2 separate regions of the Mus musculus genome follow, and region 1 is linked to region 2. A link is a loop called in an ENCODE intact Hi-C map of the cell type or tissue named here. Cell type or tissue: left cerebral cortex. All regions are shown on one strand.

Region 1 (8,000 bases), 67 kb before region 2:
CATTTTAAACCCCGTCTAAGACCAACAGCAGTCTGCGCTGGAAAGCTAAACATGTAAGACACACGATGCTAACTCTTCTAAAGCAGCTTGAGCCTGGTGTGGTGCCTGCTCCTGCAATCCCAGCACTTCAGAGGTGGAGGCGGGAGGATGCTGGTATCCAGACCAGACTGGACTACACACAAGACTGTGTCCGTAAGTAAATTAACAAAAATAAGCACATCTATGTCAAAGGTACTTTCCTAAAGAGTCAGCAGATGAGCGCCTCAGCACTCTGGGCAGAGCTGTGTCTCCATGCCCACAGAGCAGCAAATGCACAGCACTGGACTTCACACGAGCCTAGTCTACCTTTGTATACAGAAGCCTTGTACTGAACTTTCAAAAACAAACAACAAAGACACAGCTATAGAGTAAAACGTTAAATAAAGTAGGAAATAGAACATGTAGAATTATAGAATTAATACACTCACTCAAAAGGCACATATGCTTTGTGGCAAGCTTTTACATTACAAGATGTCGAACTTCATAAAGTAAAATACAAAATGAAAATTTTAAAGCATTTTAAATTATTCTACCATAAAAACACAAAGTCTACTTTGAAAGCCAAAATCTTTCTTGAGCAGTGCCCAAATGAATAACTTTAAAAATGGCTTATGTGAGTGAGGCTACACCAAGCAGCTCACTAACTTCACTCCTAGAGGACCCTACAATTTCAAAACTCATTTTCTTATTATCTAACATCCTTTGCTCCCAACTCTTACCTTAAATGTCGGCTAAAGTGAACTATCTGCACTCATTCTGGGCTCCAGGAATGCTCTTTGTAAACCACATTCACACTCAAACATGTACATTGTGATCCACATACATGCTCAAACATGGACATTCAACATCACACTTAAGGGATTTCTTCTTGGGAAATTAGCATTGATGCTGGGCAGCACTGGAAACTCCCTCCTTTCTGCCATTTCCATAGCAGTACACAATGCTCTCTGCTACAATCAATTACAACAGGACGTAACATGGCTTCTGTTTTCTCTACAACAGGAACTGCATGGAGATGCTTATTAAATCAATAAACACATGAGCCAGCATAGTGCAGAGTTCAAAAACTTTAAATTACCACAAAACTATTCTTTTACCTTTATCTGTTCAATCGTTGGTTGACTCGGGAGAAATGAGGCACAGCTTTAACAAGCTATCCAGGTGGAAGATTAAGGAGATAGCTGCTCAGTGGGAGAGTGCTTGCCTAGCACGCACAAGGCCCTGGATACCCCAGTACCACATGACGAACTGCCATAGGTGAAGAGAACGATTATGGGCACTTCTGGATATAAATTCTCTCCCAAGGCTCTAGCACTTCTGCTCAAATGCGCTCCATCATAACAACTATCAACCTGCCGGGTAACAGAACTACAAGGTGGGAAGGAATGAGCTCAAGGGCACTTGGCCATTGTCCCTCTGTATTTAATACTAAGAAATCCTCCTCTAATCTCAAGAAACAATTAAAATGTAGAATGTTGCCCAGTGACTTACCATTAATACTGCAAAGGTCTTCTTTAGTCCAACCCAAAAAAGCGGGTATACACTGAGCACTAAATTCCTTCTTTTCTTCTTTAGACAAGAATGGACAGAGACTTTGAATGGTATGCAAACTACCTTCTGTTAGAGGGAAGAAACTGTTAAGAGAGAAAACATTACTTACAGTTATTCTATGTGCAAAATGATGTTATCCAGACTATTCAAAAGGAAAATAAGTTCAATGCATAAATACTTGTCCAGAAAAAAGGAACCAACAGACTATAGCTGCTAATTCCACATTTTTTATTTTTTATTTTTATTTTGATGGTTTTTATCTTTGCTGCTTATTTCTCATTTTTGAGATGAACATTTATAATTTTTCTAGGGTCTGACGATTTTTATCTTTAACTGTTATACAAGTGGGCTGGACTGCAAACAGCCTAATAGTGGGATGTGTTTGTGCAGCATTCACAAAGCCATGGGATCAATGTATAACATCAAAAAAACTAAACAAGTAAGAACCCAAAATGTACTATGCAGAGTGGTACCAATGAGTAAAACAGGCCATACAGAGCAGTAAGGTTTATTTTGTTTTGTTTTTTCTTTTATTACTTCCTATAAGTGAATCAATCTACCTCAAATAAAATTGCTTATTTTTTAAATAAGATTTAAGAAACTGAAATCTAGTTCGCCCACACAGCATTCTAGGTAAGTCAGAAATTCAAAGTGCTTGTTGGTAAGCCTCAGCCAAGCACTAATGGGAAAGCTGAGCTTCCCCACATAGCCACAATCTGCTTGTCTTACACATTTCCTGTACTCTGGCAGGCACTTTCACACAGTGGTCCTTAACTTAAGAAAAGAGGAGGGCTACAGAGATGGCCTAGTGGTTCAGAGCTCACACAGAAGACCCCAGTTCAGTTTCCAGCACCCATATGGCTGTTACAATCACCTGTAACCTCAGTTCCAAGAAATCCAATGCCCTTTTCTGGACTCCATGGGCACCAGACACCCATGTGGCGCACATACATCCTTGCAGGCAAACACATGAAAGAGTTCAATGAGTCTGGGGGGAAAAGTGGAGGTTGTAAGACCAGGAAGCCACAGAAAGGAGACCAAAAAGGGAGCTATTAACAAAAGGAAAAAAGAGGAGCATTTTTTTCTACTTCCATGCAACATATAAGGTGGTAAGTTTTCCAATCGGAAGATTTATTTTATGTGTACTGGTATTTTCCATGACTGGTGCCTTCAGAGACCCAAAGTGGGTGTCAGATCCTCTGGATCTGGGGTTACAGGTGGTTGGGAGCCATCACCTGGGTACTGGGAACTGAATCCAGGTCCTCTGAAAGAGCAACAAATGCTCTTAACTACTGAGTCATCTCTCTAGCTCCCTACCAAAGGAATTCCAAGAAAATTAGGCTTATAAATTTTTTTTCTGAAATAAGTATAAAATTTCATGAAGCATCCAGTTAGAAATGCTTCATTCAAAAAAAAAGAAAAACAAAGCAACAACAAAAAACCCGTTAGTTCCAGCACTCAAGCAGTTGAGGCAGGCAGACTGGTGGACCCAGGTGGACCAGGGCAACATAGTGAGTCCCTGTCTCATAACACAACAAACATGTCTCCAATCGAAGCCATTCAAATCTGTCAGTCTTTTTGTTTTTTAAGATTTATTTATTTATTGTATATGAGTACACTGAAACTGTCTTTAGACACACCAGAAGAGGACACCAGATCTCATTACAGATGGTTGTGAGCCACCATGTAGTTGCTGAGATTTGAACTCAGAACCTCTGAAAGAGCAGTCAGTGCTCTTTAGCCGCTGAGCCATCTCTCCAGCCCAAGTCTGTCAGTCTTTAATTCTCATTTCCTTAATTCAATCCCCTCATTCCCAAACCTTGCTTTTTTGATGCACTACACTGTTCACTAACCACAGATGGCCAAAGTAACCCACTCTAATAATAAACTGCAGAGTGGAAACATAGTAACTAAGGGTACCTTTCTTTTCTTTTATAGTATGGTTTCACTTCATCAGATGAAATACTTCGGGAAAGGATCAACTTAGCAATAATAAGAGACCAAAGTGTGCCATTTTTTCTAGATCTAAAAAAAGAAGCAAAACATGAATGTTAAATATAGCTATACAGATAGAGATTGGATTAATCATTCTGAAAATTGTTAAGATTTAAAACACTGAGTATCTGGATTCCTTCTATAAAATTAAATAAATTTGGATCACTAAGTCATTCCAAACTTCAAACTCAACTGCCACTAATTATCCAAGGACAGGGAGTGTAGCTAGTTCTTCACAACTGGAACTGAGCTCTCAGTCCCAGGTAATAGCAACGGGCCTCAAGAGCCAATAGGAGAGAGAGGCCCTTAAACATCTCACTTGAAGACCAGAAGCCACATCTGGGAAGGACTGTCTCGCAGAGAATAACTGAGTCTCAGTGAAGGACAAAGAAGCACTATGAAATGCAGAGGGAGCTGTGAGTATCTGGGGTTGGCTTTTCTCTTCTTCTGTTTTCTTTTCTGAGGCAGGGTCTCACTATATAGACTTGGCTACCTGGATCTTGCCATGCAGACCGAACTGACTCTAACTCACAGGACCTGCCTGCCTCTATCTCCCTTCTGCATCCCTATGACCAGCAAGCTGTGTTAGTATGGATGGGTGTTCCAGAGGAAGTCTGGTACCCTCATACTGTAAAGCATATTCAGAATACTGGTAAACTAAAACAAAATAACTGTCATTTGCCGGGTGTGGTGGCGCACGCCTCTAATCCCAGCACTCGAGAGGCAGAGGCAGGCGGATTTCTGAGTTCGAGGCCAGCCTGGTCTACAGAGTGAGTTCCAGGACAGCCAGGGCTACAAAGAGAAACCCTGTCTCAAAAATAAAATAAAATAAATGTCATTCAACATCTAACTACCATAATGCTACCAGAACTATTTTCATAGTCCATTTTCTTCATCTGAGGAAGAGAAACTCATAGCTACAACATTGCAGGTGCAATTAAAATACAAAAAGTAATGGGAAGATCAATCACATGTAACAAATGAAAACAATGTCTTCAGCCACCATAGACTCATGTGTTTGAATACTTGGCCCATAGGGAGTGGCACTATTAGGAGGTGTGGCCTTGTTAGAGGAAGTGAGTCCCTGTGGAGGCGGGGCTTTAAGGTCTCATGCTCAAGCTATGCCCAGTATGGTAAAGTCGCCCTCTGCTGGCTTTGGATCAAGGTGTAGAATTCCTAGCTCCTTCTCAGCTCCTTGCCTGCCTGTATGTTGTCATGCTTCTCATCATGAGGATAGTGGACAAACTGTAAGCCAGCCCGGATTAAATGTTTTCCTTTGTAAGAGCTATCTTAGTCACAGTGTCTTTTCACAGCAATAAAACCCAAACTAAGACACCATTAAAAGGGCTTTAGATCAACACTCTGATTGAAACAAAAGCACAAACTGGGTTTACATCTTATGGATGGGAAAGCCAATTTTAAAACAAATTGAAAGGGCGTCTTACCTGTCAAATAACAGCTGCAAGAGGCTAGAAGTCTCACTAAGTACAGATAAGTTGCTGTAAGTTATATTCATTTTTTGAAGGATTCCACAAAATCCACTTAGGAAAGATGGCGCATTGTCGAGTTCTTCACACCACTGCAGTGAATACAGCAGCTCTGCAACTAAGAGAATGGACACAGCCAGTTATCAAAGGCACACACTGTACAGAACCCAAGCTGACTCAACTGTCTTGTACTATCTAAGCTTGTGGAAAGTTAAGTTTCAAGCTCTCCCTTGTCTCCTCCAAAACTTGTCAAGGGGCAAGCTGGCTTCCTACCTCTGTACCAAGGAGAAAGTCGGTAAGCAGGTGAGGGCACTGAGAACATGGCAGTGAACAAGGAGAAAGCTATCTGTCTCCACAATGTAATTATTGTTTAATTCCACACCCTAAAAATGACTGCAATGGGAAAAGGACGCTAGTTGCTCATTCATGGAGAGAGGGGACCACGACAAGGCTCCACTGGGTCTCCTCTTGAGTTGATGGTAGCTGGACGGATAGATGACATTCCGTGCCTGCTTGGATGGTGCTACTTGATGCCATCATTCTTTGCTATGCAGGCCTTACTGGGGCGACACTGTTCTGATCAAGGCTAAACAGGAACTCAACTCACGACGCAGTTGGGTTTCCCCAGCTGACGTCTGCTGGATATTTGTAAACTTAATTTGAAGATGTTACCTTCTGTTTACTCTCTGGATGCTGGGACTGCTGAGTGTGATGACATTTTGCTAACTATCTGCTACTTCCATCGGGTACTTGTTGTAGAAGACATGGTGGCTAGCCCTTAGAGCATTTTCACCTGTCTACCCAATTCTAACAGCTGTGCTCACCATACAAACAATAACAACAACAACAAAATGAAAGTGACAACAGCTGTTTGTCATAAACCAGTACACTAACCCTAATCCTAACCCTGGGGTGTGGTGTCTTGTACCTACAGTCCCAGGCACCAGAGAGGCTGGAGTGAGAGAAATTAGAGACCAATTTGGTCATTCAGTGAGGCCCCATATCAAAACAAATACCACCCCTCTTCTGAACACAGCCCTAATTTACTAGACATTGAAGAAAGTGCTAGCGATTACTGTAGTGCACCTGGCAAGTTATAAAAGGTAAAAGAAACTGGGCCAAGAGTGGAGATAGCACACACCTTCAATCCTGACACTCAAGAGGAAGAGGCAGGCAGATCTCAGTGAGTTCAAGGTTAGGATGGGCTACAAAAAAAAAAAAAGCCAATAAAAAACAAAAACAACAAAGTAAGGGCAGAGCCATGGTTCAGCAGTTAAGAGCACTTGCCATGTTTGGTTCCTAGCACCCATGCCAGATAGCTCACAGCCACAACCTACAGCTGTAACTCCAACGGTCCAAGTTCTTTGGCCTGGACCCACACATACTTAAAAATAAAAACAAGCCGGGCGGTGGCGCACGCCTTTAATCCCAGCACTCGGGAGGCAGAGGCAGGCGGATTTCTGAGTTCGAGGCCAGCCTGGTCTACAGAGTGAGTTCCAGGACAGCCAGAGCTACACAGAGAAACCCTGTCTCAAAAAAAAAAAAAAACCAAAAAACAAAAACACAGAAAAAAAAAACAAACCTAAGAGGTTCCAAGACCTTAGACAGGAGCTTCATGCCCATTTGGCAAAAACAGGATGCAATGTAAACTACAAAAGTAAACATGGGAATGTGATGGCGCATGCCTTTGATCTCAGCACTTGTGGTGAACACAGGAAGATCTCTGTGAGGCCAGCAAGGGTAATTAGTAAGACCCTGTCTCAAAGCAACAACCAAAAAGGAAGCGTGTATCCCAGTAACAGACTGATCCGCATTAAATCTCTTAGGGCTGTTAGGATAAAAGGACCGAGTCTAGGACAAACTTCACAATCACAGCTTTGTAGCACTGAGATAGCTAAAACTTCTTTAAAATCGCATGTGGGTCATGGAGTCGGGAGTCTTGAAATCTAATCGTACCTTAACAAACACTCACTGAACAGCAAGAACAAGTACAGCCTTTAGCTGAGAGCTATCCCTTATGTAGAAATAGTAGCTCAGGCCTGTAACCCCAGCAATCTGGGGCAGAGGCAAGTCCATCTTTCTGAGTATCAGTCCAGCCTGGTGTACAGACCAGCTATGGCTATACACTGGGACCCTATCTCAAAAACCATCAATCAACCAATAGAGAAAAATGACAATGATTAAATATTTCCATACTAGGTAGGTTAAGGGAAGCTGAGATTTTTGTCTCAAAAGAAAGAAAGAAAGAAGGAAAGAAAGAAAGAAAGAAAGAAAGAAAGAACGAAAGAACGAAAGAACGAAAGAAAGAACGAAAGAAAGGAAGGAAGGAAGGAAGGAAGGAAGGAGGAAGGAAGGAAGGAAGAAAGAAAGAAAGAAAGAAAGAAAGAAAGAAAGAAAGAAAGAAACAAAGAAACAAAGAAACAAAGAAACAAAGGAAGAAAGAAAGGAAAACAAAAAAAAAAAAAGTGGGCAAAGGAGCAAGAGAAATGGCTCACTAGTTAAAAGCTATTGCTGCACCTCCAGTAAGACCTGGGTTCAGTTCCCAGAAGCCATGTCAACCCCCTGAAAACTGCCTGTGACACTAGCTTCAACGGCAGTGTAAAATGGTCTTGTGGCTTCCGGGAGCAACTGCACATACACAAACAGATTAAAATAATGCACCAGCTTAACACACGAACTCATCATCAACGTCTAGCCTTATGTTTGGACAGAGATAGCAATGTACATTAAATGTGGCATTCAATAGTCAAATGAAGTTTCACCTTCCTTTCACAGAACACGTATTCTCTCAAGTGAATGTAAATTTGTTATCTTGAATACTACTGTGTACAGGGCACACCTACAATACTATGAATGGAGAAACTTGCTGAGGTTCGAAATCTTGAGTTTCAATATTTGAGTCCTTCCTTGCTAGTAAAATAATGACAG
Region 2 (8,000 bases):
ACAGAGATGCCCGCACACACAGAGACACACTTGCCCGCACACACAGAAACTAGAAATCATAGTGAGTACTCAAAGGACCTGCCAGTGCGGGAGGAAAGGCTCTCATAAAGCATTAGAAGACAACCTTCAGGAGGATTATTTTGTGTTGGTCATTTACTGCTGGGCATGGGGCCTGCCTTTTTGTTTTCCCAGTGAGGCTGAGTTTCTCATTTTCAAGTGGTTACCAATTGGAGATAGCTACTGGGTTAAGGATTGGGTCATGTGTCTACTTCTACTATGAGAACTGGGACCCCATCTGGTGCAGACCTATCCACTCCCTGTGCTCTGGAATCTCAGGAGATTTGGGTGCCTAAAGGTTGCCTCATAGGGAGTGCGTTGAGACCCTGTCAGGTCTGGCCACGTTGGATCCTAAGTAGAAAGTGTTTCTAGATACTGGGAGTTGACACAAAGAAATAGGGAGGGGCTAACAAGGAAGGATACTGAGAGGGTCCACAAGAGGGAGGGAAGCTGGGTGTGCTATGAAGGTCTGCATGGTCCCCTGGGAATGGGGGGAGAGACGGGAGAGATTACAGCAGATGGTTTACTAAAAGCTGGGGACAAGATGGAATTGGGATTTGAAACTGAAAGACAGCTTGGAGAGTGAAGAGCACCTACCTGGTTCCCTGACTGTCTTGTCCAGTGGATTTCCAGGGAGTGCCTCCTGCTATTGACAGGCTAAGACAAAGGGATGGGGTCGGGGAGGAAAGCTGTAGATCTGCCCAGGCCCCTGGGAATGGAGGTAGACAGGAAAGAGGCTGTAGCAGATAGATGGTCTACAAAGCTGGAGATAAGATTAGGGGATGGCAGTGGAGAACTGGAAGGTGAGTGAGGATTGCTTACCTCATTCCTGGCCTGGCCTGTGTGGGCAGCAGGTTTTGCGGAATGTCTATACAGACTTAACTATACTATAGTGTGATATATTCATAATTGAGAAAATTCAGTCTCTCTGTTAAATAAAATGAGCATACACACACGTTGATTTTTAAACAAAGGAATTTTGTTTTGGAGACTTGGTCTTTTCTAACTCTGGCTACACACAAGCCTGGAAGTCATATAACTCTGTCTGCCTATGCCTCCTGTCTTAGTCAGGGCTTCTATTCCTGCACAGACATCATGACCAAGAAGCAAGTTGGGGAGGAAAGGGTTTATTCAGCTTACATTTTCCACATTGCTGTTAATCACCAAAGGATGTCAGGACTGGAACTCAAGCAGGGCAGGAAGCAGGAGCTGATGGCTTGCTCAGCCTGCTCTCTTATAGAACCAAGACTACCAGCCCAGAGACAGCACCACCCACAAGGGGACCTTCTCCCTTGATCACTAACTGAGAAAATGCCTTACAGATGGATCTTGTGGAGGCATTTTCCCAACTGAAGCTCCTTTCTCTGTGATAACTCCAGCCTGTTTCAAGTTGACACAAAACTAGCCAGTACACCTCCCAAATGCTGGGATTAAAGGCATGTGCCACCATGGCAGCCCGGAGATAGGGTTTTCTGTAGCCAGTACTGATCTTACATATAGTCAAAGAAGGCACTGAGCTTTTGATCCTCCTGTCTTTACCTCTCAAGTAATGGGCTTATAGACACACTATCACTCTTCAGTTTTATGAGGTGCTAGGAATCAAATTCTATGCATAATTTATGCTAGGCAGGCATCTGTCTGTCTATCTACCTACCTATCTACCTACCTACCTACCTGCCTGCCTACCTGCCTGCCAGCCTACCTACCTACCTACCTATCTAGCTATGGTTTTCAAGACTAGGTTTCTATGTATAGCCCTGGCTGTCCTAGAACTAGCTCTGGCCTCAAACTCACAGAAACCCACTGTCTTTGCCTTCTGAGTGCTGGGATTAAAGTGTGTGCCACCCCCCCCACCCCCCTGGCATTTGGCATTTGTGACATTTTCTAATGGTTAGGCTATTAGCTGCTTCCTGAGAATGAAGTGAGCTGGCCTTGTGTGGAGTGTTTGCTTTAAGCTTCTCTAGTTACCTGTGTTGAGAGGTACCTTTTTCAAGGCAGGTTTTTATTGATGTCAGAATTGATTTTTGGTCAGTAGAGTTCATTTAAATACATTATGCTCTCATTTTCTGTGCTCTAATTCTACATGGTAAGATTCATTCATGTACAGGAATATTTATGTAATAAATGGAAGATTTTATATCAGAGCCTATGCTACTTTTACACTTGTCAAACTTGCATATATTATCAGCTCTGAATGTTTATCACTTCTGTGAGCTTACCACTACTTATTGTCAGTCAAATTGATGCCAATAATCGATACTAGTTAAAATGAAAAGTTTTATTGTGGATTTATAGATGTCACTTAACATTTGGCATGGTTATATTCTGTACTTTGCCAAATCCTCTTCTTCTCCTTTTTAAAGCAGAGAAAAATAATGGACACATTGAGCTCGAAAATAAAAAATTGGAGAAAGAGAGTAAAAATGAACAAGAGAGAGAGAAATCGGAAAACCTGGCTAAAGAAACTATTCCCATGGACTCTGCTTCCCAGATAACTGTGAAAGGACTCAGTAATTTGGGGAATACTTGTTTCTTCAATGCAGTTATGCAGGTAACAAAGTTATCTTTTCCCCTAAGCTCTGACACTTAGTGTTGATTTTTATCTTCCCTGTGTGAATTCTGTGTATTCAGTGTAACAAGTGGTTACAACATGCAATAAAACACTGGCAAGCACTGGTGGTAACAGAGTTTCAAACAGTCGTGGCCCTGCTTTCATGAGGCATGACTTTGCATCAGGGAAACACAGGGTAGCCTGGTTCAGAAAGAAGTGTGTAGTTGGAGTGGTAGCAAGTGATGAGAGTTATTGCTGGGATTATTTCCACCCTAGTCCTAGCCGGAGGACGCAGCTCTGAAGTGCTGTGTGCTGAGACCTGATAACATGAGCTGTGGTGTGTGTGGAGAAGAGCTGCAGGCTTTCCTCTCCTAGGTAGAGATCGCAGAGACGCAGTGTTGGTTGTAGTTTTCTGTTTTGGTAGACTAAGCACTTAATGTTTGAATGGCTTGACGATACACTTACCCCTTTGCTTCCATCCTGCTTTGTAGAACTTGTCACAAACGCCAGTGCTTAGAGAACTACTAAAAGAAGTGAAGATGTCTGGAACGATTGTAAAAATAGAGCCACCTGATCTGGCACTAACAGTATGTATTTGATGTGACTTTACGCTTTTATTCTTGAGAGACGGTCTCACGATATACCTCTGTCCTGCAATTCGCTGTGTGAACCAGGCTGGCCTTGAATTTAGAGACCCACTGCTCTGCCTTATGAGTACTGGGATTAAAGGCATGCACCAGTATACCCATCTCCTTATTCTGTATAAGATACAAGATGGTTTCTTGCTATAGCCCTGGCTGACCTAACGGTTCCTTTGTACCTGAGTTTGACCTCATGCCTTGGCAGGCCTTCTGTCTTAGTTTTCCAGTTCTGAGAGTACCTCAGCATGCTGAGCCAGATTTTTAAAATAACTGACCCAGAAAGATTTCTCTGTAGTTAAAGTCCCTTGCTGCCAAGCCTGCTGATGTAAGTTCAGTCCATGTGAATCTCACGGTGGAAGCTGAGAACTGACTTCCCAGATTTTTTTTTCCTGAGTTCCACACTTGTCACAGCACAGCACGTGTACATATTTCAATATACAAAACGAATGCATGTAAAAAATTGTTTTGTAAGTATCTTCTTTATAAATATACATATTCCAAATAAATTATTTTGAGGAATTAAAACTTGTCTCTACCTTCTTGTTTGGTTTTATTTCAGTTTAAGTTAAATAATTTAGAAACACTTTAGGGCTAATAGCTGCTACAAGAACAAGAACTTAATGTTTACTGTCGTTTGCTCTGTTTTCTGTTTTCTGTTTTCTCTCTCATGTTCTGTGTTCTACATTGGGAATGATGATAACTGTGAAGCCGGAGGCCTGCACTGTTGTTTTTAAACATCTTTCCATGTGACTCAAGTGCTGTAGCCAAATGCATTTTACCTTATCTGTTGTTATTAGATAGGTTTTGCTTTTGCTTTCTCAATTCTTAGGTAATAAGGTCCTGGCCATTTCAAACTAAAATAAACTTCAATTTCCCTTTTAAACTTTGTATTTAAATTTGTGTGTGAGGCATGTGCGTGTGCCTGTGACACGGTGTACATACGGAGGTCAGAAGAAAACTTGTGGGTGGATTCTTACCGTCCACGTTTACAGAGTTCTGGGGATCGAACTCAGGTGTCAGTGAGTGCTTCAACCACTGAGCTGTTAGCTGCCCAGAGCTGAAGTTTTGAGCATATAGTTTCCATATCTCTTGATGTACATATTGGATGTTTACATTGGTCAGCTCTGTCACGATCATCGGCTTGTCACGTATTGGTTAAATAAATGATTCCAGTGTTTGACTAGCATTCCCTTTATTCCCATTTGCAGGAACCTTTAGAAGTAAACCTCGAGCCTCCAGGTCCTCTTACTTTAGCCATGAGCCAGTTTCTCAGTGAGATGCAAGAGAACAAAAAGCGAGTTGTGACACCTAAAGAGCTCTTTTCTCAGGTCTGTAAAAAGTGAGTATCCACTTGTTTGTGCTTTCAGTGCGTCAGTGAGATGCTGAGAAAGGTTTATGACAATAGCACCAGCACCAACTGCACCAGCATGGTTCATGCTGATTGAAAAGCAGCAGTTTGTGTGGTAATGAAATCTACCTAGGCTCTTCGTACAGCAGACACAGGTTTGAGAAAACTCTGACACTGTTACTTTAAGACTTTAGTAGACTCATCCTGCTTTTCTGTGTGTTTTCTTTAGAGCAACACGTTTTAAAGGGTACCAGCAACAAGACAGCCAGGAGCTGCTTCGCTACCTACTGGATGGGATGAGAGCGGAAGAACACCAAGTTAGCATACTCTGAGAATCTCGTTTGTAATCTCATGGGCGCACTTGCCGTTTCTGGCCAGTCCCAGAGGCCGCTGTGCTTTTAAACACTTACTTTATACCAGGGTTTCCAGCCAATGTGCTTCTTCATTTGGGACAAGTGAGCAGGATTAGAATGATTCTCGTAAATGGAGATTTTCTGTTGACTGCAGCAATCCCATCTTTAAGGACTCTGATACACTAGACTCCGCGAGGAGAGATGCAGAACACTGGAAAACATTTCTCCCCAGACAGTCCTTGTTGCAGCATACTCTTCCTGAGTATGGCTTACTACAAGTGCTGAGTCTGGGAAGTATTTTCACTTTAGTTAGAGTCAGGAGATGCATTTTTAAACTAAACACTTTTGTTAATTACCAGGATATATAGTGCATTTTGGAGGTATGAGTTTAATTAATTATACTAGTAACAGTAATAATAACTCATTCAGTTTTCCATTTAAACCAGGCAGTTCTGTGTCTCATATGAACTACCTTTTATAGTTCTTGCAGCCATCCTATGAGTAGACTGTTCTATTACTCCGTAGGCTGGTGTAGAAATGTCCCATCCTTAACTCAGGAATGACACAGCAGTAAGTGTTGGGGCTGGCTCTTCTAGCTGCAGCATAGCCTCACTAGCACTGAGTATCTCAATGTTTTCCTGAAGTGGTGGTGTGCCCTAAGAAGCGGTGTTGAATAGGCTTAAGGTCTTGAAATGCTAAGACCATCCCTGTATTCAGAGATTTGCTTTGTAGGCTTAATAGGCATAGGTTTTCTTCAGCTCCTTGAATTAATCTTGAAAATGTGATTATCTCAGTAAATTTGTGGAGCTGCATCTTACTCCTTTCTTTAATTTATTACATATTTTCTAAGGAAAATAACTTTAAAATTTAATAGTGTATATATATTCATTTTATTATTTTAGAGAGTGAGTAAAGGAATTCTTAAAGCATTTGGTAATTCTACTGAAAAATTGGATGAAGAAGTAAAAAATAAAGTTAAAGGTAATGTCTGATTTTTTGAATTAAAACGCTATAGTTGAATTCTTCTGTACCTTAGGACAAAATTACTGGCACATATATTTCAAACCCAGAAATAATTTAATTAAAATTTACCCATGTTATTGTTGAGTTTCAAAAATCAGTCCTCCAGCGGTAAATATTTTGGAAAAGCTTAGCTTGTGATATATTCTTTTTATGCATTAATATATTAAGATCTATAAAGATAGAATTAAGATAGCATCACAATTTTATTTTTCTGAAACTAATTCTAATTAACAGGCAGTAAGTGAATGACACTAGTTTGACTTATCCGTAGCTGGTTATTAATCATAAAGCTGTCTTAGCTCTTGTGTGTCATTTAAGGATTTAGGACGCTCTAGCTCAGGCTGCTCCAGAACTCACAGATCTTTCTGCCTTGGCCTCTTGAGTGCTGGAATTACAGGCATGAGCCACTACACTTGGCTTTGTCCACAGAATTTAATATGATGTTGGCATTCTCCTGCATGCTTTCCTATAAAGTCATAACTGCTTATGTGTAACTGCTGGGCATTTGACACAGGACTGGTGAAACACAAGAAGTACGTTTGATTTTCATTTAAGTTTTGTAAAATGTTAGCTAGCGGTCCCGGTGACCAAGGGTTCCAGTATTAAAGCTCAGGTTCCAGTTACCTCCTAAGAGGTATCTGTGCCTCCTCAGCTTGCCATAGAGCCTGCCTGGTAACAGGACGGTGCCTCTGGCTTCTGCATGTGGGCGAAGACCGCTTGAGTAATGCTTATACACTTCATGTAATTTGAAAATTATGTGACTGGATATTAAAATACTCTCTGACTTTAAGCATGTCAAAAGTATTAATAGGACTGTAGAAAGTCAAATGGAACAATTTGCCTGATAGTTCCCAAGGGTTTTGTATTGTTATGTTTTAAGTATAAAAAAAGTTTATTGTCAGAGCTCATAGACCAAGTTATGGCTATTCTTCTGTTAGACTGCAATCTCCTATCAGTACTGGCTGTCATCAGATGTTAGCGCTGGAACAAGGAGTGATAGGACTGACTAGCAGAGTCTGACCTTGTTGTTTCTGATCATAAGAACAGTCCACTGAGTGGAAGTTTGTTTCCTATTAATAAACAGAAGACAGACAGACAGACAGACACACACACACACACACACACACATGTGCGCACAGACACATATCATTTATAAAAAGGTAATTGTGTTAATTTTGTTCTCAGTGGTAGACTATATACTGTTAACTCCCACAACTTACAAATGTAACACTGGTAATTATGAATAGAAAAAAAACTTTTAGGGACAGGAAATTAAGAATGAAAATTTAGATAAGTTATTTAAACTTTTCCCAATTAACTTTAAGAAATAATTGTAATTCTTTTGTTGTTATAGATTATGAAAAGAAAAAGGCAATCCCGAGTTTTGTGGACCGCATCTTTGGTGGCGAGCTGACTAGTACGATCATGTGTGATGAATGCAGGACTGTAAGTGGGTGTTGTGGGGTGGGCTTGGACACTGAGGACGGACAGACGTATCTAATTAAAGAGGAGCAAGGAGTGTGCCTTTGCCAGGGCTATTTAATTATTGACTACTAGAGTGGTATTGTTGGTTGGTCTTGAGATGAAGTCTTGCTCTGCAGCCCAGGCTGGCTGGGAACTCACCAAAGTTATCCAGCCTCAACCTCTGAGGGCTGGCATTCTAAGTATGTACCTCCATTCCCAACCCACACATGATAGTCTTTTTTGATGTATATGGTTACTCACTGTAAATATATTTATTACCCTTAAAATCTTTAATAAATTGCAATAACTTTAAATTCTTCCCCAACTCATGGTCTTCAAAGTTCTATAATTTTTTTATTTCAAATATTCTTTTTTTTTCAAAGATTAATTTATTTTATGTATGTGAGTACACTGTAACTTTCTTTAGACACACCAGAAGTGGGCAGATCCCATTACAGATGGCTGTGAGCCACCATGTGGGTGCTGGGAATTGAACTCAGGAGCTCTGGAAGAGCAGTGAATGTTCTTAACCGCCCCCTTCAAAGTCTCTTAATCCTTTGCTT

The links. Hi-C counts contacts between places; a loop is a spot of excess contacts. Peaks named below come from ENCODE experiments on the same cell type or tissue, not always from the same donor. Only the 100,000 strongest peaks of a DNase experiment are listed, where the experiment ranks them.
Region 1: it touches region 2 in a loop (2.9-fold over the local background); 11 of 42 quality-filtered maps call a loop at or near these places.

The regions. Positions count from the first base shown.
Region 1 is chr16:87,400,496-87,408,495 of GRCm38, forward strand. Ltn1 (listerin E3 ubiquitin protein ligase 1) reads right to left here. Exons shown (of 30, transcript NM_001081068.1): 17 at 5,031-5,190; 18 at 3,511-3,615; 19 at 1,531-1,673. Among named protein-coding and RNA genes, the nearest start is that of Gm25896, 15 kb to the right of the region's middle. In left cerebral cortex, a CTCF peak has its summit at 4,730 (motif pointing left); a DNase peak (open chromatin) is centred at 4,737.
Region 2 is chr16:87,467,255-87,475,254 of GRCm38, forward strand. Usp16 (ubiquitin specific peptidase 16) reads left to right here. Exons shown (of 18, transcript NM_024258.2): 6 at 2,421-2,608; 7 at 3,100-3,195; 8 at 4,458-4,588; 9 at 4,827-4,914; 10 at 5,853-5,931; 11 at 7,328-7,419. Among named protein-coding and RNA genes, the nearest start is that of Usp16, 16 kb to the left of the region's middle. In left cerebral cortex, no CTCF peak of the experiment used is centred here; a DNase peak (open chromatin) is centred at 3,552.